2 separate regions of the Homo sapiens genome follow, and region 2 is linked to region 1. A link is a contact called in ENCODE Hi-C or POLR2A ChIA-PET data. All regions are on one chromosome and are shown on one strand. The core of a region is the stretch at or near the end of the contact, and the rest is flanking DNA. Distances in the headings are between cores, read along the strand shown. Region 1 overlaps ARHGAP32 (Rho GTPase activating protein 32). Region 2 has its middle 22 kb from the start of LINC01395.

The links. A loop is a pair of places that touch in the nucleus more often than their neighbours do. ChIA-PET counts read pairs that join two places held with the same protein, here RNA polymerase II (POLR2A). Pooled maps may share reads with other maps.
Region 2: a loop to region 1 is called in a map of endothelial cell of umbilical vein, with 9 times the contacts of the local background. The contact joins two enhancer-like sites. A Hi-C loop is called at or near these places in 1 of 168 maps with a recorded cell type or tissue (endothelial cell of umbilical vein) and 1 of 50 pooled maps. POLR2A ChIA-PET finds 5 or more read pairs at or near these places in 2 of 52 experiments (Panc1 and activated naive CD4-positive, alpha-beta T cell).

Annotation. Positions count from the first base shown.
Region 1 is chr11:129,142,151-129,144,777 of GRCh38, forward strand. All of the region lies in intron 2 of ARHGAP32 (Rho GTPase activating protein 32), which reads right to left. Among named protein-coding and RNA genes, the nearest start is that of ARHGAP32, 49 kb to the right of the region's middle. RefSeq lists an enhancer at 592-1,791. Within about 2 kb of position 1,346, at least 9 of the 41 ENCODE cell types and tissues checked have a DNase peak (open chromatin) inside an H3K27ac peak, as active enhancers do; they include Panc1, where a contact is called at or near this core.
Region 2 is chr11:129,638,212-129,640,838 of GRCh38, forward strand. No RefSeq gene overlaps it. Among named protein-coding and RNA genes, the nearest start is that of LINC01395, 22 kb to the left of the region's middle. RefSeq lists an enhancer at 969-2,168. Within about 2 kb of position 1,285, at least 4 of the 41 ENCODE cell types and tissues checked have a DNase peak (open chromatin) inside an H3K27ac peak, as active enhancers do; they include Panc1, where a contact is called at or near this core.

The DNA of each region.
Region 1 (2,627 bases), core at 96-2,595:
GTGGAGACCCCTCTCAAGGCAGAAAAAGAGAGGAAGAAATACCCCGGCTCTTCCCCTCTTTCCGCCCTCCTGTCTTCCACGTGTGCTTCCCATTTGCCAAACCGAGCCAAAAGCCTGCTGGCAAAGGAGCCTGAGAAATGTTATTTGCCAGGATCGGCCTCCTACAGTAGAGAACAGAGCAGACAGAAGGTAGGATGTCCCAACTCCAGATCTATGACATTAATTACTGAACAGTACAGACATAATTACATATACAGTACAGGTTCATTTACATAAAACGCTCTCATACTTTGACAAGGCACCGTAGTCAAATAACATACATATGTATATTTATATACATGAGATCAACTGAATAAACAAGGTTTCAATACTAAATTTGTACTGTCATGAAAGGCAAACTACTAATCAAAATGAGTAGTTAATAATTAAGAACAATAAAACATCTGAAATTGCCATGGAAAATCAGAAATAATATCACCCAATACACATTCATAAAGGACATCAAAATGCAATCAGTGTTAAGTATATGCTGCTATCAAAGTGGACCAGGATTGCTCTTTTTCTTAAAGGAAAAAAAAAAACCACTAAAATATGCATGGGGAAAGTATAATAAGACTTGATCAAAGTGTTCTTTCTGTATAAGGCTAACAAAAAGCATCTGAAAATAATTCTGAGGAAAAAGTGACTTTTTGCCACTTTTCACTTTTTTTAACAGATTCAAATTTTATTTATTGTATTATCTTTATCATTTGTAGTCAGAATTTGACAGAGGTCACAGAAGCTTTAGATTAATGTTATAAATATTTCTTGAAATGGTGACAAAAATATCATTTCTGCTTAAAATATAGTGATGAAGGGGAAAAAAATTTGGCCTCTTAAATAGAAAAAAAAATAGCAGCTGTCTATATGCTGGTAAAACTGCATATATATATATATATAATCAACTGAATAAACGAGATTTTGATACAAAATTTGTGCTGTCAAGAAAGGCAAACAGGACTGCCAGTTTCCTGCAGTTTAACCATAAGAAACACACATAATGAATTTCTGAAATGACATGTTTTAGAAGATTTTACCATTGGTCTAAGTATTGTCCCCTTTCTTAAAAAGAACAGAGACAATGTAGGGGAAATCCAATAAGTAGTCCTCCTTTATCTGTTATTTCACTTTTCACAGTTTCAGTTACCCATGGTCAACCTCGGTCAAAAAATACTAAATGGAAAATTCCTGAAAAAAACAATGTATAAGTTTTAAACTGCATGCAGTTCTGAGTAATGTGATGAAATCTCACACAGTCCCGCACCGCCCCACTCCGTCCCGCCTGGAACATGAATCATTCCTTTGTCCAGTGCATCTACACTGTGGACTACCCGCCGGTGACTCACTTGGGAGTCATCTCAGTGACCAGACCAACTCTCATGGTATTGCAGTGCTTGTATTCAACTCACGCTTCTTTGACTTAATAATAGCCCCAAAGCACAAGAGGAGTGATGCTGCCAACATGGATATGACAAAGAGGAGCTGGAAAGTGCTTCTGTAAGTGAAAAGGTGAAGTTCTCAACTTAATAAGGAAAGAAAAGAAATCATACACTGAGGCTGCTGAGATCTACAGGAAGAATGAACCTTCTATCCATGAAACTGTGAACAGTATATCATTATAACTGTTCTGTTTTATATTAGTTATTGTAAATCTCTTACTGTGCCTAATTTATAAATTAAAGTTTATCAAGTACATATGTACTAGAAAAACCACAGTATATATAGTGTTCATTACTATCTGCAGTTTCAGGCATCCACTGGGGGTCTTGGAACATATTCCCCTTGGATGGAAGGAAACTATTGTACCATCAGAAAGATAGATTTATTAAAACTGTGTTATATTATTTTGAACAACAATGTTACTAAAGTGATTCTTAAAAAATAAGTATGTCACAAGGAATTCAAATAACTGAGTTACATGTGTGAATATCCGCAAAAGAATTTTGATATAACAAAATAGACTTAATGCTAAAAACAAACTACAATTTTCTTTACTTATTCAAAATTGTTGCAGGTCCTTAGAAAAATCATCACTGTACAGTACTAAGGAAAAAAATAATTAGGCTTTTACATGTTTATATATTGTGAGTTCAGGTATGAGTCTCCACAGAATATGGCAATAATTATTTAAAATACACAGACACTTTCTAAATCGAATCTGTGAATGCTGTTTAGTGGTTTCTCTCAAAATTCTTTTCAGCGTTATGCACCTCCATCAGACTTGATAACAGCCTAGCAATTTTACTAAAAAAACACTTCACATATAAGAAAACTCAAGAGCTCTGAACTAAAAATAGTGCTAAATGGGGAATATTTCCTAATGTCTTAATATCTGGGCACCACAGACCAGGCTCAGGAACACATCCTCCCATGTGTTATCTAGCACCACCAATGTGGAAGTGCCAAAAACCAGAAACAGGAATCAAAGAAGGTGACAGGTAAATTTCAGTAGCTGGTAATTCACAAACACAGAAATAGCCATCAAATAAGCCCCAAGGGTAAATTGTATCACTATTCTTATTCAATTCTCTATTTTGAGTGGGAACAACAGGATGAGAAGACTGAAGGAAAAAACATGATTTCTGAAA
Region 2 (2,627 bases), core at 35-2,534, 500 kb after region 1:
CTCAATGACAGTTGGCTATTCACTTGTCCATATTCCCAAGTAGAGCATAAGCACCTCAAGAGCAGTTACCCGTTTATCTTGTTCTTGTTGCATCCTCCACCATTTAGCACAGTACTTGGGGTAGAAAGTGCTCAAAAATATTTGTTGCATGAATAAATAAGTGAATCAAACTTCTAATTTCCTGTTTCTAGCTGGGATGTGTTCTTTCATCCTGGCCTTACTTCCTGCTTGCTGTGCTCACTTCATGCTTGGTACTAATCGTGTGATACCGAATCTAGATTCCTAGTTGTTATATATATATCATATATATTTACAGATTAAATATAATATGTACATAATAGATAAATTATAATTACATAAACTTAATATTTAATATATTTAATTGATTGTTCTATAATTGATTGATTATTTGAATGACTTTTATTTATTCATTCTTCCATTTGATCAGCCTTTGACCATCTTATTTTTATAGTAACCATAGCCCACTGGCAGTTTATTTTAATCTATGATTTATGCATTCTACCTTTTCTAATTTTTTATTAATTTTTAAATAATTACTTCTTATATCAGCCACGTTTTTATCAGGAAAATAGAAGCCACTCTGTGTCTTCCAAATATTAATAGTTTTAGACAAGAAAGTGAAGCTTCTGCAACTGTTAGGGAAGCAAAGGTCAAGGAGGCCATTGTTAACACTCTGCTTGGAGCACTGAAGCACACGATTCCCAGGAGCTCACCTGGAAAACTGCAAAACTTGTGAGTCGAGAGATGCTCTAGACATCTATCCCCTCTCGTAGCACAAAAGGCAATTCTCCAAAAGTTCATCTGAAAGCTGCTTTGAACCTTACATCTCTCCATGCGTGTGCCTACAACTGCCACTGGAGAATACTGGCCTTGCCTTCCTCCTTCCTCATACAAGTGCGTCTTCCTGGATGGTCTCTCCTGAACCTCACAGAGAAGAGAATTCTGCAAATTACAACTACAGTCCTGATTTCTCTTCCATGGAGCAGGGAGACATTAGAAGGGGTGGCAGGGATGTTCAGTTGACAACAAATAGCTCCACACACTTGTTCTACGCTCACTGAAAACAGTTATATTAATGACATTGATGACAATAAGCTTAATAAATATTTTGTTTGTCCACTGGGTACCAATGCCCACTTTCCTGTAAAATAACAAAAACTAAATGGTAATGCCCATTCAGTATGGTGCATACAATGAACGTTATGACTGACGCTGAGCTGTCTGCATTACTGTTTTATGACTCTTAAGTGGATAGATGAGTCACATCCTTGTGTCCTACACACAACCCATTAAAAGCAACAGGCCTCTGCAGACCTGGGGAAAAACAAGGCAGTCTTGCACTCTTAGATTTCATTCCTGGCAAAGGTGCTATAAGTCAAAATGATGTAAGCTGAATCAGATTTTCCAGTAGAAACTAAGCCACATTCATTACCAACAGCTTAAAGACCAACCTCTTTATAGAAAATGACCACAGACGTCACAATTAGCTAAATGCAAATGGTATATCTGTAAACAAGTCAATGTAAGCCTTTACAAAACATATAGATACCGAACAGGGCAATACAGAAGTCAACCACCGGATTATAATCGCTATTTAAAATGCTGATATCTTCTAATGATTTTTGTTATATTTACCAAAATGAATAGCATTTGTTCAGGGACTCTTTGGGCACATTCTGAGAGTAATCTTTAAAAAGATCTGTGAGGAAAATTAGGAATGTGCGATATGTTTTGAGAAATAAATCCAGGGATGTGTGCTCCTTAGTGTCCGTCTGCTTATAGTCCCCAAATGTACAAAGCAAAGAATAATTGGCCATTGGGTTTTGCTTTCTGAACTGCTGGCACATAAGTACTAGCTACTTACTACCTTATACCTAAAAATTGCTTTTAAAATGCACAACTTAACCTCCATTTTCACTGAAATTTCTGACATTTTATCCCCTATTACACTATTACAAAGTGTCAGGAGCTCTCAGTTCCTGACCTAGAACAGAAGCCAGGTCCACTAATATATATCAGTGGGTCTGACTCATTAGACTGATTATAAAGGTTGATTTGATTCTGACTCCAGAAATAATTCTTTTGCAGCAGTAGTAGAATTGAATCCTCTAATGGAAAAATGTTACTTTCCAATTAAAAAAAAAAAGACTCCGAAAGAGTGACTATTCAGAATACTTGTAAGTTAAAAGCACTTTCTTTTCCCCCATAAGTGTACTGGAATGTAGAGATCCAAATTCACAGTCTTCTCTGAAAGTCATTATTTTGCTCTAAACCTTTCTGGGATTTCTGTGTGTGAACTGCCTTTTAAATCATCATAATCCAGGTGATGTGATCTATGTCAATCACTTTATGTTCACAAGACAGTTTTCATTTGTCCACGGCCTTTTTTTTCTTCCTCGGTCCCTCTCTTCTCTCCTCCACTTAATCTGCCGGAAATCCAGATCTTCCTTCTCTGTTACCTTCATGCTGGAGCCAGACAGGAGACATTCTTAAGTGCTGGGAGTGGGTACTGGAGCAGGGATAGTGGAGCCCAACCGAGGCTACCTGGGCAGGAAGGAGCACATCATCAGGAAGCAAACTCCAGGCCACGTATACAAAGCATCGCA